Regions from separate parts of the Homo sapiens genome. Here region 2 is linked to region 1. Evidence: read pairs that join two places in POLR2A ChIA-PET (ENCODE). Cell type or tissue: PC-3. All regions are shown on one strand. Links, peaks and the distances in the headings refer to the core of each region. The heading gives the core; the rest is flanking DNA.

What was found. ChIA-PET counts read pairs that join two places held together with the same protein. Peaks named below come from ENCODE experiments on the same cell type or tissue, not always from the same donor. Only the 100,000 strongest peaks of a DNase experiment are listed, where the experiment ranks them.
Region 2: POLR2A ChIA-PET joins it to region 1 with 5 read pairs; 3 of 35 experiments call an interaction of 5 or more read pairs at or near these places.

What each region holds. Positions count from the first base shown.
Region 1 is chr10:34,895,379-34,910,951 of GRCh38, forward strand. No RefSeq gene overlaps it. Among named protein-coding and RNA genes, the nearest start is that of LINC02635, 70 kb to the right of the region's middle. In PC-3, for the core only: a CTCF peak has its summit at 10,364 (motif pointing left); a DNase peak (open chromatin) is centred at 10,053.
Region 2 is chr10:34,724,073-34,739,645 of GRCh38, forward strand. All of the region lies in intron 1 of PARD3 (par-3 family cell polarity regulator), which reads right to left. Among named protein-coding and RNA genes, the nearest start is that of PARD3, 83 kb to the right of the region's middle. RefSeq lists an enhancer at 13,216-13,716. In PC-3, for the core only: CTCF peaks have their summits at 7,561 and 8,974 (motif pointing left); DNase peaks (open chromatin) are centred at 8,009 and 9,159; H3K4me3 peaks cover 1,213 bases; H3K27ac peaks cover 2,660 bases.

The DNA of each region.
Region 1 (15,573 bases), core at 7,757-11,756:
CAATCATAGTTCATTGCAGCCTCCAGCTCCTGGGCTCAAGCAATCCTCCCAGCTCAGCCTCCTGATCCCTGTGGTCAGATGGAGGATACTGTGATTGATCAGATCCACAAGAAATGGGAGAGAGGTGAGTCCCCTAAGTAAGTGATGCTTACAGACAAATACAACATAGTCACCTCCATTCCAAAACCATAACCTCAACAAAAGAAAACATAAAGTCCACTGCTTGTGTGAGGTAGAAAAGTCCACCAGGGCCAGGCGCGGTGGCTCATGCCTGTAATCCCAGCACTTTGGGAGGCTGAGGCGGGTGGATCACGAGGTCAAGAGATGGAGACCATCCTGGCCAACATGGTGAAACCCCGTCTGTACTAAAAATACAAAAATTAGCTGGGCGTGGTGGCATGCACCTGTAGTCCCAGCTACTTGGGAGGCTGAGGCAGGAGAATCGCTTGAACCTGGGAGGCGGAGGTTGCAGTGAGCCGAGATCGTGCCACTACACTCCAGCCCAAATGACAGAGCAAGACTCCATCCAAAAAGAAAAAAGAAAAGAAAAGAAAAAGAAAAATCCACCAGAACTTCCTTACTTAGACAACTTTACTTCTTTGTAAGGTTGTTTGCTTTTGCTCATTGTAAATATCATTCCATAATATAAGCAGCAGAGACTCAAGGGTTAAGAATCTACCTAACTAAACTATCAATCAAACAGGAGGTATAATAAAGACATTTTTAGACTGGTAAAGTTTCAAAATATTATGTCTTATGTACTATTTCTTAGGACTATCCTAGAAGATATATCTCATTTAAATGAGGAAATAATTTTTTTTTTTTTTTGAGACAGAGTCTTGCTCTGTTACCTAGGCTGGAGTACAGTGGCACAATCTTTTCTCACTACAACCTCTGCCTCCCGGGTTCAAGTGATTCTCCCGCCTCAGCCTCCCAAATAGCTGAGACTGCAGGTGTGCACCACCACGCCTGGCTAATTTTTATATTTTTTGTAGAGACGGGGTTTCACCATTTTGGCCAGGCTGGTCTCAAACTCCCGACCTCAGGTGATCCACCCACCTTGTCCTCCCAAAGTGCTGGGATTATAGGCATAAGCCACTGCACCTGGCCAGGAAATAAATTTTTAAGAAGATTACGAATATCCTAGAGGATATACCTCATTTAAAAGAGGGAATACACTAAAAAAAAAAAAAAGACACAGGATGAAGACAGCAGGAAGTCCAGCACAGGAGGTGGAGAAGGAACCCCCAGGGTGGTGGGAAAAGCCTCCTGGGATGACGGCTCCACAGAGAGCAACCAGGACAGAGGGGGAGCTGGAGGCGGGGCGTGCAAGAAAGATCAAGAATTCTCAAGGGAGAAAAACAGTAAGATAACAATAAAAATAATAAAAATTATTCAACAAAATATTCAAATAAAAATTATTCAACAAAATAAAAGCCAATAGATAACAATGATTCTGAATTTATTAAGGGACTTACTGTGCTGTGTTGAGAAAGTTAGAAGGTGGCATAATAGGCAAATGTGAAACCAAGTGAACAAAAACTCAAATGTAGAAACAAAGACGTTCAAATCAATTACCATCTCTAGGGGGGAATAGAACAAGACAAAAAATGTATTCATAGTATACTCAATGGCTCTGTTATGAAGAATACTATACAGATCATAAAATGTAAACAATTAAAATTAATTAAACAAAAACTGTGCTATAACCCTATTGATAAGATTGGGGGTATTGAATAGCAATGTGTGTGTGGAGTGGAAAATAAATAAATGCTTTTCTCCACTTGCACCCAGTATAATTAATAAGTTGACAGAGAGAACCTTTTTTATTTTTTATTTATTTTATTTTTTGAGACAGACTCTCGCTCTGTCACCCAGGCTGGAGTGCAGTGATGCAATCTTGGCTCACTGCAACCTCTGCCTCCCAGGTTCAAGCGATTCTCCTGCCTCAGCCTCCCGAGTAGCTGGGATTACAGGTGCACACCACCAAGGCTGGCTAATTTTTGTATTTTTAGTAGAGATGGGGTTTTACCGTGCTGGCCAGGCTGGTGTCGGACTCCTGGACTCAAGCCATCCACCTGCCTCAGCCTCCCAAAGTGCTGGGATTATAGGCATGAGCCACTGCGCCCAGCCATTGCCCTTTTTTTTTTTTCAAATACACACTATTTGAAGTTTTCCCCCCACTCAGAGAAACAACGTTATATTCAGTGACTTTCAGGTAATAACAGGAAGTCTCTTTTTCAGGTGCTAAAAGTCTAATCGTGTCTATTCTGATATCAAAACTTCAGTCTAGATTTTGCCCTGGGTATATTGGACTTGAATATAGACACCTCCCCCGTAGAAAACAATGATCAAACCCGAACATGACATGAAAAGCAACGACGGGAAAGTCCTGGAGCATGAACGGAAGGTGACGGTGGCGGGTGAGGAGTGCAGCTGGAGTGCTGGTGCATGCAGGGAGAGAGCCAGACAAGCAAATCCCATCTCTGTGGCTTTTTGCCTGTGGCCGTGTGCAGTCCGTGTAGCATGAAGGCCAGTAGACATGGCAAATCCACAGGTTTTCTGGCATGGGGAGCAAGAAAAATGAAGCCAGAAAACCAGGAAAGCTGAAGAGAATGAGAGGGTCCCAGAGGGAAACATTTAGAAATGGGATGCTCAAATTATATCTCTCACAGACCCCAGAGGCACACATATGTGAAACAGGCTTAAAGCAGCCCAGCTCAGGAAATTAAATCTAAACTGAGAACACAGCTACCATCCAAGAGATACTCTTCACGCTAAAATTTCCTACTAACACAAAGGGGGAAAAACACGCATTGGAGAAAAATAACAGAATCCAGAATCTCCACAATTTAATATTTGAATTCCAGGATCAATCCAAAATTACCTGTCATATGAAGAATCAAGAACATGGAATTTGGCCAGGCGTGGTGGCTCACACCTGTAATCCCAGCACTTTGGGAGGCCGAGGCGGGTGGATCACCTGAAGTCAGGAGTTTGAGACCAGCCTGGCCAACATGGTGAAACCCCGTCTCTACTAAAAATACAAAATTAGCTGGGCGTGGTGGCATGTGTCTGTAGTCCCAGCTGCTCAGGTGGCTGAGGCAGGAAAATCCTTGGACCTGGGAGGCGAAGTGTGCAGTGAGCTGAGATCGTGCCACTGCACTCCAGCCTGGGTGACAGTGCGAGACTCTCTCAAAAAAAAAGAAAAAAAAAGAAAAAGAAAAGAGAAAATGGAATTCATTCTCAAGAAAAAAGAGAATCAATCAAGCCACATCCCAATTTGAACCCAGTTGAAACTCACAGACAGGATTTTAAAGTAGATATTGTAACTACTGTCAGTAAAGTAAAAGACACATGTTTTCAACTGAAGAAAGTCTCAGCAAATAGAAAATCTCATCAGAGGAAAGACTAAATGAAATGCAAGATAAGTCAATCAAAATTACCCAGGCCTGGCGTGGTTACTCACGCCCGTAATCCCAACATTTTGGGAGGCTGAGGCGGGAGGATCACTTGAGCCCACGAGTTTGAGGCTGCAGTGAGCCATGATCATGCCATTGCCCTCCAGCCTGGGCAACAGAGCAAGACCCTGTCACAGATACAAAAAAAGAAAATTGACCCCAAATAGTCATAGACAAATATTCTAGAAAAGTCATTGAACTTTTAATGAAATGATAGGCTTTTTTGGGCAGCCCAGCACACAAAAATCTAGTTATTTACAAAAGGGGAAAACTCAGGCTGGCCTTGGATTCCTTTGTGTGTTATTTTAACCCATATTAAACAGTAGAACAACACTCACAAGATATTTAAGGAAAGAAAGGGACAAGAGCGGCCTGCTGAGCCTAACTGTCCTTAGGTGTAAGTCTAGAGATGCAGTTTTTGTTTTGTTTTGTTTTGTTTTGTTTGTTTTGTTTTTGGGACAGTGTCTGTCACTCACTCTGTCGCCCAGGCTAGAGTGCAGTGGTGCGATCCTGGCTCACTGCAACCTCCGCCCTGCCGGGTTCAAGCGATTCTCCTGCTTCAGCTACCCGAGTAGCTGGGACTATAGGTGTGTGCCACCACACCCGGCCAAGATGCAGAGTATATTGATCCTTGTGTCATCCTTAAGGACACTATTTAAGGACTACTTAAGGACAATAGGGTGTCTATTTTAGCTGAGTAAGAAATAATTGGAGTAATGAGGGTAAGATACTCTGGGTGGGTCTTGAATATCCAGAGCCACGGAACTAAGACTAAAACAGATGGGGTGGAAGGAGGGTGACAGAACAGACTGAAAATGGCATATGCTTGGCAATGCAGAAAGGATGCCACCGACACAAACAGTGATTGGGGAAATGAGGTAAGAAGGAGGATAAGCTCATGAACATGTCATCAGTAGTAACTGGTCAGCTGGGCGCTGTCGCTCACGCCAGTAATCCCAGCACTTTGGGAGGCCAAGCTGGATGGATCACGAGGTCAAGATATCAAGACCATCCTGGCCAACATGGTGAAATGCCCTCCCTACTAAAAATATAAAAATTAGCTGGGCATGGTGGCGTGCACCTGTAGTCGCAGCTACTTGGGAGGCTGAGGCAGGAGAATTGCTTGAACCTGGGAGGTGGAGGTTGCAGTGAGCTGAGATCGCGCCACTTCACTCCAGCCTGGCGACAGAGCAAGACTCCATCTCAAAAAAAAAAAAAAAAAAAAAAAGTAGAAACTGGTCGTCAAAGGGTACCATTTAAACCTGGTCCTTTGCCCCCTTGCCCTCAGATCCAGTCCTCACCCCTTTGCTGCTCTGATCAGTGTCAAGAGAAGGCTGGGCCCTGCAAGCTGTGTTTCATAGCTCCTGTGTCTCCTGTTGTTTTTCTGGGTCAGCCATGTCAAGACACAAGAGGACAACTGGAAAGTGACAAGAAGGAGAGAAGCTTGGGCAACATTGCCAGTAGCAGGTGCATTGCCTCTGGGGCTAAAGCTCCTACCCCACAACATTTTTCTTTTCTTTTCTTTTCTTTTTGAGACAGAGTTTCACTAATTTTGTATTTTTAGTAGACACCGGGTTTCATCGTGTTGGCCAGGCTGGTCTCAAACTCCTGACCTCAGGCGATCCGCCCACCTCAGCCTCCCAAAGTGTTGGGATTACAGGTGTGAGCCACTGCACCCGGCCCACACATTTTTCTTAGGTCACAGCTACTACCAGGTAACCCCTGTCCCCAAACAGTCACACCACCTTCTCCCACCCACCTAGAGGAAGTCATGGCTTTCTGGTGTTACTAATCTGTGGGTTCCTACCCGGTCTCATTTGGCTTCTTGACTCTTCTACCACCCATGTAGCCAATTTCCTGAATTAAAGTCAATCATTAGTTTTTTGTTGTTGTTGCTTTTTCTTTTCTTTCTTTCTTTTTTTTTGAGACAGCGTCTTGTTCTGTTACCCAGGCTGGAGTGCAATGGCACGATCTCAGCTCCCTGCAACCTCCGCATCCTGGGTTCAAGCGATTCTCCTGCCTCGGCCTCCCAAGTAGCTGGGACTACAAGCCCATGCTACCACGCCCAGCTAATTCTTTTTTTTTTTTTGTATTTTTGTAGAGACGGGTTTCACCATATTGCCCAGGTTGGTCTTGAACTCCTGACCTCAGGTGATCCACCCGCCTCGGCCTCCCAAAATGCTGGGATTACAGGCATGAGCCACCACGCCCAGCCTAAAGCCTTTAAAACCTAAAGCTTTAAAGGCTTTAGTGGGGTTTCTGTTTTTCTAGACCCTGACTGATACTAAAATTGACAGCTCAAGTAACAAAAGTGTAAACATATTAAAAGAACAAAGGTTGGCCGGGCGCGGTGGCTCATGCCTGTAATCCAGCGCTTTGGGAGGCCGAGGTGGGTGGATCACCTAAGGTCGAGAGTTCGAGACCAGCCTGACCAACATGGAGAAACCCCATCTCTACTAAAAATACAAAATTAGCCGGGTGTGGTGGTGCCTGCCTGTAATCCCAGCTATTCGGGAAGCTGAGACAGGAGAATTGCTTGAACCTGTGAGGCGGAGGTTGGGGTGAGCTGAGATCGCACCACTGCACTCCAGCCTGGGCAACAAGAGCGAAACTCTGTCTCAAAAAAAAAAAAAAAAAAAATGTATCGTTATAGCCGGAAGCAGTGGCTCACGCCTATAATCCCAGCATTTTGGGATGCCGAGGTGGGTGGATCACTTGAGGTCAGGAGTTTGAGACCAGCCTGGCCAACATAGTGAAACCCAGTCTCTACTGGAACATATAAAAATTAGCCAGGCATGGTGGCACACGCCTGCAGTCCCAGCTTCTCAGGAGGCTGAGGTGGGAGAATTGCTTGGACCCAGGAGGTGGAGGTTGCAATGAGCCAAGATTGTGCCACTGTACTCCAGCCTGGGCAACAGAGTGAGATTCCATCTAAAAAAATAAATAAATAAGGACCGGGCTTGGTGGCTCACTCCTGTAATCCCAGCACTTTGGGAGGCTGAGGCAGGCGGATCACAAGGTCAGGAGATCAAGATCATCCTGGCTAACACAGTGAAACCCCATCTTTACCAAAAATACAAAAGATTAGCTGGGCATAGTGGCACATGGCTGTAGTCCCAGCTACTTGGGAGGCTGAGGCCGGAGAATTACTTGAAACTGGGAGGCAGGCTGCAGTGAGCCAAGATCACGCCACTGCACTCCAGCCTGGGTGACAGAGCAAGACTCCATCTCAAAAAAAAATAAATAAAAACAAAAATAAAAACTAAATTACAAAATAAAATAAAGTTATTATAAAGGTGTCTACTAGAAAAAATATACTAATTTTTCTAAATATACTAATATACTAATCTTTCTAAATATACTAATCTTTCTAAATATCAGAAGAACTACATATAAAAAACAAAGCAAAAGCAAATAGACAAATTTTAAAAAAATGGAAAACAATATAACAGATCTAAGACTAAACATACCTTAGTCACATCTATGAATACAAATGGGGTTAGCATCCCAACTAAGAGAAAAATATTTTTAAGTTAAATCATAAGGCAAAACATAATTCTCTCTACCTGAAACACAACTAGAACAGAATATTGAAAATGAAAAGATGAGTAAAGCTGTATTAAGGGAGAGTGCACCAGAAGAAAGCAAAGGTCATGGTTTTTTTCTTTTTTTTGGCGGAGTTTCGCTCTTGTTGCCCAGGCTGGAATGCAATGGCGCGATCTCGGCTCACCACAACCTCTGCCTCCCAAGTTCAAGTGATTCTCCTGTCTCAGGTTCCCAAGTAGCTGGGATTAGAGGCATGCACCACCACACCGGCTAATTTTGTCTTTTTAGTACAGACGGGGTTTCTCCATGTTGGTCAGGCTGGTCTCAAACTCCCGACCTCAGGTAATGCACGCACCTTGGCCTACTAAAGTGGTGGGATTACAAGCATGAGCCACTGTGACCGGCCAGGTCATGGCTTTAATTTAATTTTAGGTAAATTGGAGTTCAGGCCAAAAAAAAAAAAAGATTAAGTAAGACCAATAAAAACACCTTGTAATGCTAAAGGGTATGATTCACAGTGAAGATATAATGATATAATAGTTATAAATAACTGAGTACCAAATAACAATGCAATGGCACTCATAAACTTGGAATTACAGGATACAAAAGGAGAAAGAAACAGAATCACGCTGGTTTCATTCCTGACTCTATAGTCTATGACAAATCAAATTAATAAAAATGAAATCAATAATATAGAACTCTCATATAATCTATGTTAAACATGATCGTTCATATATATATATACATATTCTCTACACATAGAGCATATTCTTATTTCAAGAATATTCAAGAATAGAACATTCAGGAAAACTGACCACATATGAGGCCACGAAAAAAACCTCAATACATTCCAGAACATAGAAACAGCATAGGCAGCCTTCTTTGGTCACAATGCAATAAAATGATAAATTAATTTTTAAAAACAGATAACAAAAATTCCTTTTCACCTGAACATCTTTAAAGTTTATCCTATATGAATTTAAAGAAATTCTTCTTAACTCTTGGATCAAAATATAATATTAACCTAAATCACAGGACTTCTAGAAAATAAAAATAACAAAAACAATACATTTTCCACACCTTGGAATCTATGAGATAGTGTTAAGGTAGTAGTGGAAGATAAATTCATAGGTTTAAATACTTAAATAAATAATAAATAAAAACCAAATGAACCAAGCATCTAGCTTAGAAAAAGAACAATAAAATAAACTGAAGGGATGTAGAAAGAATGAATTAATAAAAATAAAAACAGAACTTTCTAACTTAGTGAATTAGAAAACAGAAAAAAAAGAAGTAAACTGAATCTTTGGGGAAAAGAATTAAAGAATAGAAAAGCACTAGCTAACTTAATACAGAAAAAAAAAGTAGAAAATGCAAATGTACAAAATAAGAAAGACTAAGAGAAAACCACGAAACTATATTAAATTAAAACAACCATAAGGAAATACTTTGGTCAACTCCATGAAAGTAAAATTTGAAAACTTGGATGAAAAATACAATTTTCTTGGAAAATATAATTTAGCAAAATGGATCCCAAAGAAAAAAAATCAAAGCATTCTGATTCTCATACAACAAAGAGAAAAAGTTGCCAAAGAGTTCCCTCAGAAATGCCCAACTAGTGTCACAGGGGCATTCTAAGATATCTTTAAAGAGCAGGTAGTACTCAATTCTGTGTAAATTGTTCTAGCATGTAGAAAAGAAGGAACATGCTTGAATTATTTTATGAAATATAACATTGATTTCAGAACCTGAGATGGCACACTTCAACCAAGAAAACTACAAATGCATCTCATGTATTAATGCAAAAATCATAAGAAACAAATAACTTTCAAAAAATTACATGGGAATAATGTGGGGACAATTTTGTGACCACTGTTTAGAAAATGCAATCTGACACAACTTCGAGTATGGACCAGTTGCCTCAGGTGAACCCTGGGTGCTGGACCTGGAATCAGCCAATGGCCGTGTTCCTCTCCCAGATAGCTGCCCAACACCACACCCTTAATGCACATTCCTTCGTGGGTTCATTCTTCAGCAGGCAGCACAAGGCCATTCACTGCTCCTACTGCCTCTTTTTATATAGTATCAGAAAGTTCCAGAGAGACTGGGCACAGTGGCTCACGCCTGTAATCCCAGCACTCTGGGAGGCCGAGGCAGGTGGATCACCCGAGGTCAGGAGTTCAAGACCAACCTGGTCAACATGGTGAAACACCATCTCTACTAAAAATACAAAAATTAGCTGGGCATGGTGGTGCATACCTATAATCCTAGCTACTCGGGAGGCTGAGGCAGGAGAATCACTTGAACCCAGGAGGCAGAGGTTGCACACTGAGCCGTGATCGCACCACTGCACTCTAGCCTGGGTGACAGAGGAAGACTCCGTCTCAAAAAAAAAAAAAAAAAAGAAAGAAACTACCAGAGAGTTCCAGAACCTTCCTTCAAAACTGGGAGATTCCTGGCCCTTATTCAAGAGGTCCCCCCTATGACTAGCTGCCTCCTCAGATAAACAACATTTCCAGTGATCTTTAATGGATGATTATGGGGTTCTGTGATGCCCTTCGGTGTAACACATTTGTGTATTTTTTGTTTGTTTTGCAGAGATGGGGTCTTGCTATGTGGACTAGGCTGGTCTCAAACTCCTGGGCTCAAGAGATTCTCCTGCCTTGGGCTCCCAAAGTGCTGAGATTATAGGCATGAGCCACCACACCCAGCCCATATTTGTGTTTTAATTGTGGACTTCCTTCACTTTTAGCTCCTTTAAATAAAAGATTCAGGCATTAGAGGTATTGTGTCCTGTTAAGAGGAAGGACATTGGGGTGGGGGGCCTAGTAAGCATTTGGCGTCTCCCATATTACACAGTGTAAGTGACTTTTGATGGCTTCAATAGGCAGCCTAGCCTATTAGTACTGCAGCTGGGGACCCACATGGTATCTGGTATTTCTACCACAAGTTAGCTGAGGTATTTGTAAAATCAGCATATTCTTAGGTGCATGTTGTCTAAATCATGACTGCCAAGCTCCCAGGAGGAACTCGACTATCCTGTATTTCCAGGATTTCTCCCTTTTTCGGCTGCACCCGGTTGAGCACTTGCTTGTAAGCCCAGGTTTCCATGCCTAGAACTAATGGTTACCCCAAGGCCCTCTCTTTGCCCTGCAACTGGATGGAATGTATCCCATGAACTCTAAAGGGAACCCAGCAGACAGAACATAGCAGTCACTACCTTTAGAAGAAGCATCCTCAATTAGTTCTCTTTCAGGCTGGAGTTACTCCCGGGCTGGGAGTATCCAGCTTCAGGGAAGGGCTGTCAACCCTGACCCCTGACCCCTCAGGCACGGGGTTGGCTTCTGCAGACATTCCCAGGGCACCCCCTTCTGCCAAGCTTGGGTGTGGACAAGTGTAATTAATCGGGTCCTCACCACCAAAGCTTGTTCAGATTTGTCAGTTGGTTGTTTTTTAAATTATTCTGTTTGTCATTCTTCTCACTGAGGCAGCGGGCTGTTTATCCTACAACACACAGGCAAAGGTGAATCGTGTTAAATGCAGGGAGGAATTAGGGGAGAAGGATTTGGTTTGATGGGGAATTTTCAGAGGAAACGAAAATCAAGTTTATAGATAAAAACAAGGTAGGAAGCAAAGGATTGGGAGATTTTCAGCCTGTATTACAAAGAATCGACTCTTGCTTCTTCCTAGATGCTGAGTCTACATGGATTAGAAGAGAGACGCTCACTTCATCCAGGACACAAAGAGAGCAAGCTTGCAGAGCACTTGCCCAGGCCTGCATCCGCCTTCCCTGCCTTCCCTCGGATGGGGCTGGGTGATTGCAGCGGCCTTCACCACATTGGGTAGAAGCAGGGAGACATGCAAATTAGAAAACCAGGAGATCGTCACAGCAGATCAGTTTTCAAAATCTGGGCTGGACATAAACTGGAGTACTTCTAATCTGATCAGGACACCTGGGGCTGTGGCAGGAAGCAAATTCTATTTTTCAAAAGACAGGAGAATTGCTCTGAGTATCGTGATGGCTCGCATCATCTTTTCCACCAAAATTCCAAGACGCCTTAGCGTTGCTGGATATGTATTGTAAGCCCTACAGCCTTCATCTCATCCAGACACTCGAGATAAAGAAATGTTAGCCGGAGTTTAAACCATAAGAACAGATATGACTGAAATGGACCTCATTTCACCGGAGATTCCCAAGTCAGATTCACAAACACATGGGGCGTCCTGGTGGATAAACCTTTCCCCGGAAGACACATTTGTGAAGAGTCTTGGCCCCCAGTGTTGAGACTGATTCGGCGTCCTGAAATAACAACCCGCTGCCGAGGCACTCCACTCGGAAGGGCGTGAGAGCCTGACCTCTGAGGCTGAAATTACAGACCACCCTGTCAGGATGCACGGAGCATGTCGAAGAGGACGAGGCTGGTGCCCGACAGTTGACGCAGCCCGCCTGTTGGCCACAGGGAGCCACTGAAGGCAGATCTCACGTCACGATCAGTGGCCTCTGCACGTCTCTGTGAGGCTGGGGAAATGTCAGGGACTGAGGGACTCCCACTTCATCTGCAAGGGGAACAGGGAAAGGCCATCAGTACCTTCACAAGAACAGAAAAGCTTCCAAAGCAAACTGGAGCATGTCACTTGGTGCGACGCACATGCCGCACGGCCAGCCACCGCCACTCCCCAATTTCTCCTTTGCTGGGAAAGCCCTAGTTTTGTCATGGTGTCCACACATCTCCTCTAAGGCTCAGAGGCAAACCTCAGCATTTTCAGCCAGTTCTAATGGCTCCATTCCCCCAGGCAGTGATTTATCTAGGGACGTGGTTGTGCCCATTTCTGGCCATATGCAAAATAAGAGGGAATGGGGAGGGAGTTCTAAGAAATGTTTTCTGGTTTATAAAGAGTTAGGAGGCTGGGCATGGTGGCTCACGCCTGTAATCCCAGCACTTTTGGAGGCCGAGGCGGGCAGATCACGAGGCAAGAGATCCAGACCATCCCGGCCAACATGGTGAAACCCCGTCTCTACTAAAAATACAAAAATTAGCTGGGCGTGGTGGTGCGCGCCTGTAGTCCCAGCTACTCGGGAGGCTGAGGCAGGGGAATCGCCTGAACCTGGGAGGCGGAGGTTGCAGTGGGCCACGATAGTGCCATTGCACTCCAGCCTGGACAACAAGAGCGAAACTCTGTCTCAAAAAAAAAAAAAAAGAAAGAAAGAAAGAAAAAGAAATATTAAGCGATTCCACATTGAATTCCTAATACAAAATAAAAGAGAAAAAAATACTAGGCAATATGAGAGTAAAAAGCAACAACCATTTGTATTACATATATTATTTATCTTATGGAAATGGTCCTGCAAGTTAGATATTAATTTCTTTGGTTTCTATCTGAACAAACTCAAGTTCAAAGCAATTAAGCAATGCTCCCAATCTCACCCAGCCTAAGCTCATCTCTTTCCACTGTAGGCTCGTGCAGATATTTAGGTGGAGAGGAAACTGCACCACAAGTAAGACCTAAAACAGGCTTATCATTTGTTTTCCTTCTGGCAACAGGAAAAAGAAAATCTGTCCAGATTTCCAAATCTGTCCTCTGAATGGGTCTGTGCAAACATCAGGACCTAAAATAGATCTTCCAATAAATAGCACAAAGTAGGGGGGACAGGAGGAAGAAGTACACCGGCCATATAAAATAATACTGTCCTCTGTTCCAGGAGCATTACATATATCATGTCATCTCCATCAAAGCAGGCATTATGATGTTCATTTTCTAAATAAGGAAATGAGAAAGTTAATTCATTTCCCTAAGGTCACAGAGCTCTGAGTAACTGAACTGGATTGGAAGCCCTCTCTGTGTGAGGCCAAGGCCTGAGCTGCTTTTCCCTTAATTGCAGGGTACATGTGTGAGTGTGCATACATATGCACATGTGTGAGTGTGCATACATATGCACGTGTGTGTGTGTGCACTTGTGTGCATATGCGTGTACGGTTCCAATTTTATGAGTTTGTAAACTTTCTGTATCAAGTAGAATATACCCATCTGTCAGAGTAAGACAGGAGTAAAAATTGAATTAAATGAAAAGTAGGACTGCTAAGCAGGAGACCAAATTCTCAGCACCAAATCTCAGGCCCAACACAGGCACCTCCCACCTACCACTGCCCACTCTGGGGCAGCCCAGAAACCCTGAGTTCATCAGGACAGACCCTGGGAGACAGAGCACAGAACTGTAACCTGGGCTGGCGGAAACAACTCCTCCTCTGCCGATCCCCCAGCAAGGAGCCGGCTGCCCTCACCCCCACTTGCATTAGCTAACTTTTTCAAAAATGAATCAGAGTTTCAGATGAAGCTCCATAAAACCGTGGGCTGCTCTGAGACTGCAAATTGCTAGCAGATGTCTTTTTGGTTCGAGTACAGTCACATTCCTGCCAAGCATAAAAATGAGAGGTTAGAGAACAGATCATTTTATTATCACATAAGGAAAACCAGCCAATTAAGCCTTCATGTTTTTCAGGTATATGTGGCATGGATTTTGAAATCTCCTTGCAAAAGGACCATATCTTTGATAGCTAAAAAAGGCCTTGGCTCTTCAAGGTGAAGTCCTTTGCATCTGAATTTTATTCATTTGAAAACACAAAATAGGGTGTGTATTTCTTTCTTTCTTTTTTTTGAGACAAAGTCTCGCTCTGTCGCCCAGGCTGGAGTGCAGTGGCTCGATCTCGGCTCACTGCAGCATCCACCTCCTGAGTTCAAGCGGTTCTCCTGCCTCAGCTTCCCTAGTAGCTGGGACTACAGGCATCTGCCACCGTGCCCGGCTAATTATTTTCAGTAGAGACAGGGTCTCACCATGTTGGCCAGGCTGATCGTGAACTCCCAACCTCAGGTCATCTGCCCCTACCTTGGCCTCCCAAAGTGCTGGGATTACAGGGGTGAGCCACCACTCCCAGCCAAGGGTGTGTGTTTCTACATTTATTACCTATCAGGGCAGAGTGATTTTCTTTTAAGCTTTATTTAAACATGCTACAGGCCACTCTAACATACTTTATTATTAAAATTTCATCAGAGCCTGAACCATTTTCTTATTTGTTCTTGTTCTATAATCATATGTAACAAATTATAGGATTTCAGCTGAAAGGTGATGTGTGTGTATATATGTATATGCTATAATTTTTCTTTTTGTGGGTGGTGGGTGGGGCTTTATGGTGCATATTTTTACTTATCAAGCTTAGAGTGTGTTTGTCACAAAATTTCCATTTTAAGAGTACTTACTAGTCTGATTAAACACTTGTAAAAATGTCAATGGTCAATAACCTTTTAAATGAATCAGCTGAGCTTGACTAGGATGAGCTTAATTTAGCAATTAGCCTGGCCAAATTGTCTGTTATTATACAAGAAAAGTTTATAATAAAGTACATGCCTCAGTATAATAACTTTTGCCAGGCACAGTAAATCAAAAACCATACGTCTGCTGAGTCAGCTCCAACTGCAGGGACGGCAGCTAAAAATGTCTCTGACTTACAATGAAATTTGTATCCTCAATGTTTAACATTAAACCTAAAGACAAGGCCAGGTGCCGTGGCTCACACCTGTAATCCCAGCATTTTGGGAGGCTGAGGCCGGGGGATCACGAGGTCAGGAGATCGAGACCATCCTGGCTAACACGGTGAAACCCCCGTCTCTACTAAAAATACAAAAAATAAGCCAGAAGTGGTGGCGGGCGCCCATAGTCCCAGCTACTCGGGCGGCAAAGGCAGGAGAATGGTGTGAACCTGGGAGGCAGAGCTTTCAGTGAGCCGAGATCGTGCCACTGCACTCCAGCCTGGGCTACACAGCGAGACTCCATCTCAAAAAAAAAAAAAAAAAAAAAACCTAAAGACAAACACTGCAAGTTCAAGAATACCAGCAGAGTTATATTTTCTCAGTGCAGTTCAAATCCATGAATCTGCTAGCTTCTTTGTGGTAGGAGACTATGAAGCTCATAGGGGGAAAAAACTGGCCATATTTCTGAATAGTGAATTCAGCTAGAAACCAGCAGGCCTATAACACTTGTTTTTGTTTGGCTACACATGGCCCTGAGCCACAAAACATTGCAGAGCAGCCCGGGAGCTGCTACAAATGAACTCTGCTGCCCACCCCCTGGCAACCCCATGACATTTTCATCCTGAGGCTGTAAGTGTTTTGATGCTTCTCTGGTCTTGATCATACAACCCTTCATCACTCAGAGCTGAATCTCTTAGATGAAATGGTTTTCATTTTGTTTTTCTTTTTGTTTTGAGACGAAGTTTTGCTTGTCGCCCAGGCTGGAGTGCAGTAGTGCCATCTCGGCTCACTGCAATCTCTGCCTCCTGGGTTCAAGCAATTCTCCTGCCTAAGCCTCCCTAGTAGCTGGGATTACAGGTGCCTGCCACCACGCCCAGCTAATTTTTGTATTTTTAGTAGAGACAGGATTTCACCATGTTGGCCAGGCTGGTCTTGAACTCCTGACCTCAAGTGATCCAATCGCCTCAGCCTCCCAAATTGCTGGGATTATAGGTGTGAGCCACCATTCCCAGCCGATGAAGTGGTTTTCTGGTCCTTTTTT
Region 2 (15,573 bases), core at 7,534-11,533, 170 kb before region 1:
ATTCTTAATGGAAACTTCGTATGGAGCACAGGGACAGTATATACATAATCCAAAATTCAAATAAACTCAGTGTTCGTGAGAAAATAAGCATGTAATCCTGAAGATTCTATGAAATGCATCCCATATTGTTTAATTATTTATCTCTCAGGGTATTTTTTTTTAAGTCAATGCAGTATGGTTGGAAACTGCATTGTGATCTATGGCTTTCTCCATGCAACTAAAATAGCCTTGCAAGTCATGCCCATTTTTAAAAGCTTATACAAGCACCTACCCTCTTGCAGTGGTGAAGATAGCACTGTAATTTCCCTTCAGTTCTCTTACATAACTAAAGAGTTTTTTGTTTTGTTTATAAGCTCATACATTGGCTAGAAAAAATTATAAACTTGCTGGTAAATTTCTAAACTTGCTAGTAAAAAAATTAAGTTATATATAAGAGGCTGCCCTGTTCTAATCCCAATCAAGTATTTAAAATAATTTTACTATGATCACAGTAAACATAGCACATAGAACTAAAGGAAATACTATAGTGAATATATATAAGCTAAACTGGCTAGTTGTCATTAAACCCAGTAACTAGAAAACTGACCACAAAATATTTTTGTTTTTACTGTTATGTTATATTATTAACTCAGGACAAAGGCAGGGGTGTAGAGGTGAAGAAGAGCTCTGGGGATAGGTCAAGTCAGCTGGGCTGTGCTACCACGGGCAGCAGCAGTCTGCAGGAGAGCCCTGAACATCAGTCTACTGGATGCTGTAGCCCAAGTGACAACAACGTAACTGCGGAGCAAATGCTGGAGCAGTAGAAATGCTAGAGCTTCTAAAATCCGCTCAGTGAGCTGATTAGTTACAAATATGAAGGAAGCATCAGCTCATTCAGTACAAGCAATGGAGCCTAGGAATTAACAGTGAAGACTGGACATAGCTGGAGCAAATGACTTAACCTCTCTCTGCCCGTTTCCCTCATCTGAGAAATGTGAGTAACAAGAGTCCCTTACTCATAGAATTGTTAAAAGGATTGAATGAGTCAAAACTTTGTGTGTGTGTGTGTGTGTGTGTGTGTGTGTGTGTGTGTGTGTGTGACAGAGAGAGAGAGAGAGAGAGACGGAGTCTCACTCTGTCGCCCAGGCTGGAGTGCAGTGGCGTGATCTCAGCTCACTGCATGCTCCAACTCCCAGGTTCAAGCGATTCTCCTGCCTCAGCCTCCTGAGTAGCTGGGGTTACAGATGCCTGCCACTACGCCTGGCTAATTTTTGTATTTTTAGTAGAGATGGGGTTTCACCATGTTGGACCAAGGTGGTCTTGAACTCCTGGCCTCTAGGTGATCCACCTGTCTCGGCCTCCCAAAGTGCTAAGATTCCAGGTGTGAGCCACCACGCCCAGCCCAGTCAAAACTTTTCAAGCTCTCCGAATAGCTCAAGGCATTCAGTCACTGCTAAGTATTCGTTGCCATTCTGATAAGCCAGGATTTTCACAACAGTCCCTACTTCCTCAACTGTGAGGAGTAGTGTTATTCATCGTAAAAATCTACCCTTGGGGGGGCACAATATCTAGTGTCAATCTATCTCAAAAGGGAATGAGGGAATACATGGTGGTTCTCAATCCTGGCTGTATCAGAAACACCTGCGAGCTTTACTAACTACACAACACTCCAACCAAGAACAAGTGAATTAGAAAGAAACTCAGATGACACAATGTCCAGCCAGCTTGGGTAGCTAACACCAGGACTGCAACTGAACAACAAAAGTTACTTTGCAAAAAGGCAGATACTTTACTACACCTAAAACATTATTTGCTTGCTGTGGACTAGTTCTACTGTCTTGAGTGAATGCGTTTGTGTGTTGTTGTTTTTTTAATCCCACGTTCTCAGTCATGTAACAGATAACTGCAGTATCTAAGCATACATGTCTTTAGAATGCCATTTGGTTAAAGTTCTTTCCAGACTTAAGGGAGTGTAAAGGTAATCAATTAGCACCACAAGGATTTCTGCCTAACATGTCTTTTAACCATCAACAGATGCCATATAACTTCCTAAAGCTCTTGGCTATAACTACTTTTATACTTAGAACAAATCGAGTTCATGTTTTACTAAAACAAAAGCTTTGGCCAGGCACGATGGCTCATGCCTGTAACCCCAGCACTTTGGGAGGTGGGTGAATCACCTAAGTTAAGGAGTTCAAGACCAGCGTGGTCAACATGATGAAACTGTGTCTCTATTAAAAACACAAAAAATTAGCCGGGCACAGTGGCTCACGCCTGTAATCCCAACACTTTGGAAGGCCAAGGAGGGTGGATCACCTGAGGTCAGGAATTTGAGACCAGCCTGGCCAACATGGTGAAACCCCATCTCTACTAAAAATACAAAAATTAGCCAGGCGTGGTGGCACACACCCATAATCCCAGCTACTCGGGAGGCTGAGGCAGAATCGCTCGAGCCCAGGAGGCAGAGGTTGCAGTGAGCCAAGATTGTGCCACTGAACTCCAGCCTGGGCGACAGAGTGAGACCCTGTCTCAAAACACACACACACAAACACATACACAATTAGCTGGGCGTGGTGACAGGCACCTGTAGTCCCAGCTACTCAGGAGGCTGAGGCTGAGGAGAATCACTTGAACCTAGGAGGTGGAGGCTACAGTGAACTGAGAATGCACCACTGCACTCCAGTCTGGGCGGCAAGAGTGAACTCCATCTCCAAAAAAAAAAGTGGGGGGAGGCGGGAGCGGGGGTCTTTTCTGTCTCATATGTATAAGGAAAGGCCAGCATTACATCTTTATACTTTCTCCTTTCTGAGCACAGACCTCTGAACTTCTCCTCTGACCACAGAGCCCTCTATTGTCAGCAACTTTCTACCCTTTTCTGTGGACAGGGAATCAAGTCCAGTCTTTGCTTTGCCAATAACCAGCTGGGTAAGCTCAGACAAATAAAAGCTCTGCCTATTCCCCAACCTGTAAAATAAAGGGGAAGTACAAGATCTACAGGCACCACTGCTCTTACCATTACACTATCCTTAGAGCCCACAAAGCATCCATTCCCTCTGCACCCTGTGTGGTGGGGGATTCCATCCTTCCAATATGTTTAAAGACTTTGGCTCAAGAGTCACAAGCTCATAAGCCTATGGGAGCCAGGCAGGTAAATGAGGGACAGGATGAGTGGGTGCCTGCAAGCCTGAGAGCATGAACCCTATCTAAGGAACAGCTGCCACTGGCGGCATACAAGCTTGCTCTGGCCCAGGCTCCCCAGGTCTCAGGAAGCACTGCACGTTCCCACGTTTTATGCAGCATCTTCTCAATTTCTCAGGCTGGCCATGACAGACATCATTAAAACAATGTGTTCTAGCCTTCTCCCTGCAGGCAGGGCAAGCCTCATAGGACCCAAAGTACATCAGTCCTTCCAGACTGCTGACACCTGCAAGCACAAAGAACTACCACCTTGTACTCTGTAGTCAAAATTTATTTAACTGAAGCAAGTCTGAGCACAGCAATGAGAGATTGCTATGTTTATTTTTTTTTTGAACGACAACAACAAAAAAAACAGTCCAAGTTTATATACATAATGATTTATAGGCACTTTGAAGCCTTTAAGGTTTTCTTTCTGCTCCCGGTCTCTCATCTCTCCATTCCCAATCACACACACTGTTGCCAGAATAACATTCCTCCAGCCCTGTTACGAAACCCCGGCCTGCTGGAGAATGAAAAGGTTTCCCTACTGCAGGTGAAACACAAGTATGCAACCCCCTCCCTCCACCACACACACACACACACACGCACGCACGCAGGTGAAACACAAGTATGCAACCCCCTCCCTCCGCCACACACACACACACACACACACACACACCACTTCCATCCAACCCCTCCAGACTCAACCATTACCACATACTGGGCACAGGCCTTTTCAGCACCCGATATCTGACAAGCAACATTCAACATGTCAACCCGGAGACAATACAAGATCCTTGCAATGCATTCTGGATCAACAAGTAGGTATATTAAGTCTAATTTATTAGACTCTAGGCATTTCGAGGCTTCACAGTATGTATGATGAATCTGTAGGCAAGAAAAACACAGAGTAAAAGCCCTTTATTCTCTATTTTCTATCTAGTTAAGAATTTACCAAATTTACCATATGTAATAAAATACTGTTTTTAGAAAACACTCAAATTTAGGCTCTTGAATATTTGACAAAATTATATACTGCTTCAAATACATACAAATATTCTTCAGGAAGCCTGTACATTAAATAGCAAATAAAGTATCTAAAGGATTCTGACGCTAAATGTCATTTCTGAACGTTTTTGTAATTTAGAAAAATAGTCACATTAGCAGCCAGCTAGTCCCACATCTTGAATACTTTCACAGAACTGCAATGACGCAGGGGCACTTCAGGAAAAAAAACACCAAACCTCTCTTCAACCCTGAAATGTGCCCTAACAGATGAATAATAAAAATGGAAAATATGCACCTCAAAGTACTCTCCACTTTAAACTGACACACTTGTGTTTGTCCTAATGCTGCTAATCAGTTTCCAGTAAATATGTCACATTGTTGTCTATTTCTAAGTGCTCCCAATTTGGATGAAGTCATCCCAAGCAGCAGTAAAAGGCTTTTATTGCCCAGCAGAATACAACCATTTCTGTACTTGCCTTTTGTTTCTCATTACCTAGATGTAGCAGTCAAAAAGTCCAAATTTTCAGGAGGTACATTAGTTTTTTAAATGGTTTCTCATATTTAATGTAATATTCTAGGTTTCATATCAGGCAAAATTATCAAGTTAATCTCATGCAGCCATGTACTGCATAACATTTCAGTCAACAACAGACCGCACACAGACAGTGGTCCCATAAGATTGTAATACCGTATTTCTACTGTACCTTTTCTAGGTTCCGATATGTTTAGAAACACAACTATGTACCACTCTGTTCTAACTGCCTGCAGTATTCAGGACAGTAACAGGCTGTACAGGTTTGCAGTCCAGGAGCAACAGGTTAGACCACACAGCCGAGGTGTGCAGTAGGCTCTGCAACCTAGGTTTGTGTAAGTTCACCCTATGATGCTCGCACAATGAAACTGCCTAACAACTCATTTCACAGAATGAATCCTCCTTAAGCGGCGCGTGACTATGAATATAAATCCTTAAAATGCTGAATGCAGCCTACGCTTTTAAAGATATGATGCTATTGGCCAGGCGTGGAGGCTCATGCCTATAATCCTAGCACTTTGGGAGGTTGAGGTGGGCGGATCACTTGAGGTCAGGAGTTCAAAACCAGCCTGGCCAACACAGTGAAACCCCGTCTCTACTAAAAATACAAAAATTAGCCAGGCGTGGTGGTGGGTGCCTGTAATCCCAGCTACTCGGGAGGCTAAGGCAAGAGAACCACTTGAACCCAGCAGGCGGAGGTTGCAGTGAGCCAACATCACACCACTGCACTCCAGCCTGGGCAACAGGGCAAGACTCCATCTCAAAAAAAAAAAAAAAGATAAGATAAGATATGATGCTATAAAAAAGGATTGTTGTGAGAATTTGAAGGATTCTACATGTAAAATGGAAGCTAAACATCTATAAATAGTAGAACTTGATTTAATATAGAAGGGTCTCCTACAGTAAATGAACCTGACAAGTGCCCCAAAAGTTTCCACTTAATTAAAAATCCACTAAGGAAATTACACACACAAATTAACTTCATTATGCAGCGAGCAGTCTCCTGGAGGAGCCGGAAAAGTAATCTGACCATGGTCCAAGGAGTTCCTTGTACTTCACTCCTGGCTGTTGTGTACGCATCTGTGATGCATCCCCAGGGAGAGATTAAATTTAAACGGATTGGAAAGAGAAGGAAAGATCCTTCCTTCCGATAAAAACACATCCAACATCACCTCCCTCCCCTAGAAATCAGGGGCTTTCAACAATGTGCTTTGGAGAATTTTAATAGGTTTTATAGCCTGAACCAGACCTAAAGAGCAATTCATTAAGAATTTTAGTGTGTTTCTTAAAATGCTCAATAAAATAAAATAATGTCTCAGGGCTATATCCTCACCTAAAATATTTTATAAAGGCCAAAATAAACCTGATACCAAAATCAGACAAATATGTATACATCTTCTCCCTCATGAACTAAGGTACAAAAATCAGCAACAATATATCACCAAATTAAATCCAACAATATATAAAGAGAAGTGGATGGTATACAAAAGCAACGCATCTACAAATCTCACCTCTCTCTCTCCAAAATCCAATTTTTTTTTTCCTAAAGGATAAATTAACCAGACCTGGAAATTAATGAGTTTGCAGATTGAAAAGTTTTCACCAACTTTAAACTGCACTGTACAGCTATAAATTTACATAATGCAGGACTACTTTTTAACAATAATATAGAAATCAGGGGAAATCAATTTTTAAAAAAACAAGATGAAGCCAAAGGCAGTCTTCAAAATATACTCCATGGCTAGGAGCTCACGCCTGTAATCCCTACACTTTGGGAGGCCCAGGAAGGAGGATGGCTTGAGCCCAGGAGTTGTACACCAGCCTGGCCAATACGGCAAGCCATCGTCTCTACAAAAAAATTTAAAAATTAGCCATGTGTGATGATGCATGCCTGTAGTCCTACCTGTACTGGATAGGCTGAGGTGGGAGGCTCACTTGGGCACAGGAGTACAAGGCTGCAGTGAGCTATGACTGCAACACTGCACTCAGCCAAGGTGACTCTGTCTCCAAAATAAAATAAAATTGAAATTAATAAAAATTTAAATTTGAAAAACGTACTCCATTAGGTCCTGCAAAGCGAGTAGACGCTGTGAGGATTCCAGCAGCCTTAATGAGCGCATACACACAAGGAAAGAACCACAACTATTCATTTCTCTTGTGAAATTCTTAAACCAACCCACAATTTGACCCGGTTATATAGCTCTATTAGTGTAAGTACACAACATTGTGCCCCAAACTTAAGAATTTCACAGCTACAAACTTCTACGGGCAGGGTTTCCATATGATAAAGATATTTGTGCATACTTGATTAAGTCATCATTATAATCATCTGTTGAATACGCTATGAGCAATTTTTTTACGCTGTTTTCTCTCACCTTTATAATGATCTTCCAAATCAGAAAAAAAGTCAAAATATAAAATTAAGACATCTTCTTTTAGGAATTCTTCTACAGAGCAGGCCTGAGTTTCAACTTGCATGGCATAAAATGTATGCAAAGAAAATGTATTCTGATATGAGACCCTCAGTTGCCTACAGACTTCAATCAACTCATTTGGAGAGCTGTTCACTACCTCTTAGTCTTTTCAAGTCTTATTAGTCTTTACACAATCCACTGACATGGACAGCTATAAAAGTTACACTTGCTGCTCTAGCGCTGACTAGACAAATTTGTAGTGATTAGCACATTACCTGAACTATCATTCCAAGTTTGTCTGAAAGCAACACAAAAACCTATAGCTACATGTCCTATAAAGTTTCTCATAAAATGACCACACTTTTGAGGTCGTAAAATAAAAGTACTTATTTGCCATTAAAATCACAGAACTTAAAGGGATTGCAAAGACTCTAGAGGTCACCAACAATTGAGAAAAGTTGAAGTTCAAAAATCAAGAAGTAATTTTTTTCACAATCAAATAGTAGTTGAATAGCAATATCCAACATTCCCATCTCCTAATTCCTTCTTCCACAGTCTCCTAGTTTTTTCATCATGCCACATACAGCTTACCAAAATCTTTATTTTTAATTTAAATCACAGGAAAGGCAAATGCTGTAATGAGTCTGCAAATATTTACAAGAGAGGAGTGAAGAAATAAGCCCACTAAATTCAGTGAGACAAGTATAATGAGAAATAATCCCAAGGCTCATTTTTCTCAGTTTCTCAGAATTGATAGGACAACAATAAAAGGAAGGGAAGAAATTTTGCAAGACTAACTCTCAAAAAGAATAGCTATTTGCAGAATGAATCACAGCTATTAATCTTTTCTTGAAAAATATATGACAGCAGGGTGTTTTCCCTGTCTCTAACTTTAAAAGGCCGGCTGCCAAAGGGCTATTCGATGAAAACATTACATACCATCATTGAGATATGCACTCTTTCAACCTGAGAACGCTTATTGAAAGGTAAGAAAAAAAAAGAAACGCAATCTTCTGAAAACATTAAACTACAAAACAGTCACATTAACAAAAGTACAGCTAAGCCTCACAATGCAGGTCTTCTCAAGTACATGCAAAAGTAGTAAAATGGAGACACTCTAGGGTAGGAGGCCTGAAGTAAACTGCACTAATCCCTTTGTCCACCCCCACCCATACAAATTGTCTTTGAAGTATTTTGTGAGATATCTTGATTTTATTTTTAAAATACATACAGGCCAGGTGCAATGACTGACACTTATAATGGCACTTTGGGAGGCCAAGGTGGGAGGACAGCTTGAGACCAGGAGTTTGAGATCAGCCTGGGCAACACAGCAAGGCTCCATTTCTACGAAAAAATTTTCTTTTAATTAGCCGGGCATAGTGGCATGTGCCTGTAGTTCCAGCTGTTTGGGAGGCTGAGGCGGGAGGGTTGCTTGAACCCAGGAGTTTGGGGCTACAGTGAGCTATGATCATACCACTGCACTCCAGCCTGGAGGACAGAGCAAGACAATCAATCAATCAATAATAAATAATTAGTAATTGATTAATCGGTGATAAATAGGTAAATGAGTTAAAATTCATATAGAATTTACGTTACGCCATAATATTTGCCTTTGCAATACGAAAGTTGAGCCTTCAAATAAATGGAAAACCACCCCTCACAAACCCATACCTCCCTCAGCAATACTCACACCCAGTGTGAGGAACATACTGGAAGGCCACTACAAATAGCAACATGAGGGACAGCCATCGGGCACCAGGCAGACGAGGGACCCACGGAGGAGCTCCTCTATGAAGACTCCAGTCTAGTGTCTCTTCCCCACCTCCCACCCTCTCTTTGAACTCCCTCTCTCTTCTGCCCTCTACAGGAAACAAGGTGATATCAAAATAAAGGGGTCTGGGACAAGGAAACAAGAAGCTCACCTCTATCAATGGAAAACATAAAAGTCTCACTACTACAATGAAATATTTGCCTGCCTCTACTTACACTTTATACCAAAGTTCAAAGTTAACACCGTTAATCACCATCCACAAAAGCATGACTAACCAAGTGAAGATTAACTAGTCATTTCCTGATTACAAATGGAAGTAGAATTTTCCCAGTATCATTGACAGTGACTATTAGAATGTGTTGAAAGTCCCTTACAATCACTCTTCCAAAAATGCTTTAAGACAAAATTTAAATAAAAATTTTATTCACTAACAGCTGTCCAAGATTCCAATACAAACATAATTCTACGTTGTGATTAAAAAGAAAAATTATTCAGCTTAAAAAAACAACTAGTGACAAACATGATTAGAGTTTTGTTTTGTTTCTTTTGAGATTGAGTCTCACTCTGTCACCCAGGCTGGAGTGCAGTGGCACCATCTCGGCTCACCACGAACTCCTCCTCCCGGGCTCAAGCAATTCTCCTGCCTCAGCCTCCCAAGCAGCTGAGATTACAGGCGTGTGCCACCAAACCCAGCTAATTTTTATATTTTTAGTAGAGACGGGGTTTGAGATCTGTGGGGTTTCCCCATGTTGGCCAGGCTGGTCTCGAACTCCTGACCTCAGGTGATCCGCTGGTGTTGGCCTCCCAAAGTGCTGGGATTATGGGCGTGAGCCACCGCACCCTGCCATGGTTAGAGTTTTTATCAGGTATTTGTTCTGGAAAGCAGACTCAAAATTAATATAAACCATCTTTCTCAAAACTCCTAATATAAAGCTAACACCAATTCACAAAAGAAGAGAGTAAATTATGCTTCTGCGAAAGTAAAATCAAAGCTGTTTTTTTTTTTTTACCATAAGCAGTCATAGAAAGAACAAAGCTGTTTTATACTTATTTCCCATTGACAAAATTAACCCCAAACATAACAATCACTTATTCAGAAAAAAAAGTGTAAAAAGTAACCATATGGTTTTAATGTTTCCTAATCTCCTAATTTATTATTTAGAATGTTAAAACTTATTTCTCAGGTTCAAAAAAATCCTTTAAAAAACTTTTACTATAATGCCTTATCAGTTACTCAACTACTAAAAAGTAAATTCATTATATCAACAAAGCACTACAAAAAGGCATGTGAGTGATACACTTCTGCACTTGGAAAATCTGCCAAATTCCCATCATTGAAGATTACACATATAACAAATATATGGGGCCCTTTTTTTTTTTTTTTTTTTTTTTTTTTTTTTGAGACAGAGTCTCGCTCTGTCGCCCAGGCTGGAGTGCAGTGGCGCGATCTCAGCTCACTGCAAGCTCCGCCTCCTGGGTTCACGCCATTCTCCTGCTTCAGCCTCCATAGTAGCTGGGATTACAGGCGCCCGCCACCATGCCCGGCTAATATTTTTTTGTATTTTTAGTAGAGACGGGGTTTCACTGTGTTAGCCAGTATGGTCTCGATCTCCTGACCTTGTGATCCGCCCACCTCGGCCCATATGGGGCATTTTTAAAATAAAAGAGAAAACAAAAAACTTCACATGCTGTGTTGAAACAACTGGCTTTCCTATTGGAGGAGTGTGGGGAAGAAATTAGGTCCCTACCTTACCAAATACAAAATCAATCCCATATGAATTCAAGATTAGATTCAAAATGCTTTCTTTCATTAATTTTAAACTATTAGATATAAAAAGAGAATATGTTTGCAATTTAAGGTGAGGCCTTCTTAAGCAAGACACTAGATGTTAATACCCAAAAGCCAGGAAGTTTAACATTTCTGTACAAAGTATGGTATATGCCATTTTAAAAAGTTAAACAGCAGACAAAATACAGAAAATATATTTTCAATGTGTACTGCATTTAAAGTTACTATTACAAAGGGCTTATGGGAAAAAAAAAAAAAAAACCCCAAGAGCAAAATGGATAAATTAATAGGAAATTCTGAGAAAAGGATGTAAACATGTGAGAAAACAGTAAAATTCCCTGGTGCTAAGGGAAATTAAGGCAATGATGATGTAGCACTTTTTGAGTATATCCAAACGGACAACAGAAAATAATAAGTAGATAACCTAGTATTCACGAGAGAGATCAATTATCTTTTTTAGGGCAATTTGTCAATAATAAGACATAAGTTGTATGTTTCTTTTGCTCTAAGCTACTCGTAGCTTCCATACACAAGAATAAAGCTGTAGAGATGCTATAGCACTAGTTATTTACAGCAGAAAATTTGAGAAAATATTCTTTTCATTAAAGGAATAAAGTTATGATAGGTTCATATGACAAGATATTATGGAATATGCAATAACGATTACAGGACTTCTCACTAGCTGCAAATTGAAATTCTGACTCAATCTGACATTGAACCCCAATACAACTAACCACATTCAAAGTTCTGTCCCTGCTCCTTGAATGATCTGTTCCAACACAACAGATCTGCTGCCAGTCCCAAAATCTGGCTTATATTAAGCATTCCATCTCCTGGGCTTCATCAGCAATGAATATCAAAATGGGCTAACCTACCCACATGGGCTTCCAAACTTTCCCGTAAGAAAATAAAGTAGATATATGCAATGATTTATCTGAAAAGATTCTCATCAGGCCCTTTGCAGTATAAAAGGAAAAAAAATTTGAAACAACCCCCCTTATTTTTTATTCCTTTTAAAGTAAGTGGCGGATATCAGTACACTTTGCCTGTAATCATTTCAGCAATGCAATATATGTACTGTAGTATAATCCCATTTTTAACAGAAATATTTTTTATATATATGGTATACACTCCACTTGTGTAATGACACTTTTCTTGGAGTAATAAAAATAGAGTCTCACTCTGTTGCCCAGGCTGGTCTCAAACTCCTGGGCTCAAGTCATCAATCCTTCTGCCCTCCCAAATTGTTCAGATTACAGGCATGAGCCACCACACCAAACTTGTTACTTTTTTTTTTCTTTCTTTTGAGACAAGAGTCTCGCTCTGCCGCCCAGGCTGGAGTGCAGTGGCGCGATCTCGGCTAGCTGCAAGCTCCACCTCCCGGGTTCACGCCATTCTCATGCCTCAGCCTCCCGAGTAGCTGGGACTACAGGTGCCCACCACCACACCCGCTAATTTTTTGTATTTTTAGTAGAGACAGGGTTTCACCGTGTTAGCCAGGATGGTCTCAATCTCCTGACCTCATGATCCGCCTGCCTCGGCCTCCCAAAGTGCTGGGATTATAGGCGTGAGCCACTGCGCCTGGCCCTTTTTTTTTTTTTTTGGTGATAGGGTCTTGCTCTGTCACCCAGGCTGGAGTGCAGTGGCATGATCACAGCTCACTGCAGCCTCAAACTCCTGTGCTCCAGTGATCCTCCCACAACAGCCTCCTGAATAGCTGGGAACACAGACACATGCCACCACACCTAGCTAAATTTTTTTTTCATCAGCAGACAAAGCTATAAAAGAAATGAAACAAAAATAGATCACTTGAATCCGCACCACTGTCTGTGTTCATAAAGAAAGTGACAACTACACTGAAGAAAGAGTTATTTCAAAATGTTGGAAATAGGTTACTTTATTAATTAATTAATTTATTTATTTATTTATTTATTTATTTATTTATTTACTGAGACAGAGTCTTGCTCTATTGCCCTGGCTGGAGTGAAGTGGTGCAATCTAGGCTCACTGCAACCTCCACCTCCCAGGTTCAAGCAATTCTCCTCAGCCTCAGCCTCCCAAGTAGCTGGGATTACAGGCATGCGCCACCATGCCCAGCTAATTTTTGTATTTTTAGTAGAAACAGGGTTTCGCCATGTTGGCCAGGTTGGTCTTGAACTCCTGACCTCAAGTGATCTGCCCACCTCTGCCTCCCAAAGTGCTGGGATTACAGGCATGAGCCACCATGCCTGGCCAAAATAGGTGACTTTAGACATCCCAAAAGGTCAGAAGCAACAAACTCATGTCTCCCTCCCCTTTTACGGTTGAGATGCTCCACAATCCCAACTGAGAACAGCAAGACACAGTTACAGAAACAGAAATGAGAAAGCGGGTGAAGGGGAGAAAGGGGGACGGAGAGAAGCAGGGGTCTGCAGTATTGACCTGGTCCCAAGAATACGGGGTGTTTATTTAGGTGGTTGAGCAAATAGTCGGTGAGGTCAAAGGTATCTCATGCATACAATGTGCCTTTCACTTTTCAACAGGAGCCAAGGGTTATTCTGTAACTATGTGCTCAGGCAAGGAAGATTTCCCACTTCTCCACTAACAACAGTCAGAAGCCAAAAGCTCCACTCAGGTGCTTGGCTACATTTTGCCTTAAAGGACAGCTGAAGTGGTGCGGTTACCTCCACCCCAACAAGGACTAAGAAAGACGTCTGCCCAACACTATGGAGCCGATTTTACCACAGAGGTGAAAATCCTATCCCCTCCCACAATGAGCATTCTATTTGGGGGAGGCAAAACCACAGTGCTCTGGTTTGAACATTTGTGTCCCCTCCACAATTCATGCTGAAACTTAATCCCCAACGCAACAGTAGAGAGGAGGTGCCTTTAGAAGGAGATTAGCCTTAGAAAAGGGCCCTCGGCTCCCCCACCACGTGAGTGCTCAGCTGCTAGGCACCAACCTAGCAGCAGAATCCAGGCCCACACCAGACACTGGCACCTAGTTTGGACTTCCCAGCCTTCAGAGCCGTGAGAAATAAATCTGTTGTTTTATAAATCACCCAACTTCAGGTATTTTCTTATAGCAACACGAATGAACTAAGACACACAGCAAACCAGCATGAAACATCTAGGAAAGTAGGAACACAAGAACACAGCACACCACGCTAGGGACGCCTGGGCCCGCAGGTGGTTCTCAGAACTGCCATTGAGAATGCCCACAGCAAAGGGCCCATTAGGCAAAGGCCCAGGAGGAAGAAGGCAACAGCAGATGGGGGCGTCTTGCTGAAAAAGCTGAGACTCTGGACTGCCTCATACAGGATATGGGTCTTACTACAGGCAATACCCTCGAATATTTTCTACTCTATTCTTTCTCTGTCTTTAAAGCCAATTTTAACCTACGAAGAAATACAACCTCCTCTTCTCCCACTCTTGCCCCACCACCAAAGACAAACACACATATGCTAGACTAACCATCCTACATGATACATGCATGTATGACTTTAAGGAAAACACTTCTAATAAGATAGCTGGAGGGAATGATCAGGATTTTATAAGCACCACTAGTCCTGGGAAAGCTGGTACTAGATCCATCTACTCAGACAGGAAGAATCCCATTTTCGTTTGTATTTTATTTTAGAGATGGAGTCTCACTATATTGCCCAGGCTGGTCTGGAACTCCTGGCCTCAAGGGATCTTCTCGTCTTGGGGTCCCCCCAAAGTGCTGGGGTTATAGGTGTGAGCCACCTCACATGGCCTCAGAATCCCATTTTTAATAAGCTCCACAGCACATCACTACCTCATTAAAATACCTCATTAAAATGGAAGAAAAGCCAACATACGGAGACCCCATCTCTACACATAATTTAAAAATTAACCAGGCATGGTGGCACTCATCGGCGGTTCCAGCTACCAGAGAGGCTGAACTGAGAGGATCACCTAAGCCCAGGAGGTCCAGGCTGCAGTGAGTGAGCTGTGTTCACGCCACCGCACTGCACTCCAGCCTAGGTGACAGAGTGAGACCCTGTCTTAAAAAAACAGGGCAGAAGAGGTCAGGGGGAGGATGGGTGACAGAGTAAGACCCTGTCTCAAAATAAGGGGACAGAAGGGGTCAAGGGGAGGAAGCCTATTGCCACTTCACACAAAGTACTGCTAATTTTATTTCTAAAATGTTTAGAGCACATTGTAGCATAAAACATAAAACCAGAACAAGCACAAATGGGGGTGTTCAGTAAATGGTAATGATTGATATATCTGAACAAAAATTTACAAATGGATGTAAAGTAACACTTCAGCTAGCAGAAAGTAACTCACTTTCTCCGTTTTGTTTAAGGGATCACCTCCTTAAACAAAATTACCAACCACTGAAATGTAGGTAAAGTTTTTATTACATAAAATGAAGTTGACAACTAAATGCAATGTAGCCCTCTGGACTGGATCCTGGCATAGAAAGAGGACACTAACTGAAAAACTGGTGAACAGCAAATAAATTCTGAAGTTTAGTTAAAGTCAACGTTGGTTCATTTTGACAAATGCATCACAGTGATGTAAGACATTAGCAAAGAGGATGAGGTGAGGGGTACACTCTCTCTACTATCTTTGCAGTTTTTAATAAATCTAAAGTTATTTTAAAATAAAAAGTTTATGTTAAAGAATGACCGCACCAGAGGGCTGTTCAAGAAATGAGGAAGGGATCAACCATATCAAGTACTACTGAGGAATCCAGCAAGATAAGCGTCCACCTGACTTATATTAATTAAAATGCTGAAATCCCAGGAGTGCTGGGAGAGAGGCGAGGGCAGGGGATCACAGGAACTTTGTTGCAGAGTTGCAGAAGGCCTCAGTGCTTCCCTCTGTCCCAGAGGTCCTGTGATATCCCCTCCTCTTGCCCTATAAGCATCACGGTCCTATTGCTATGAACCAC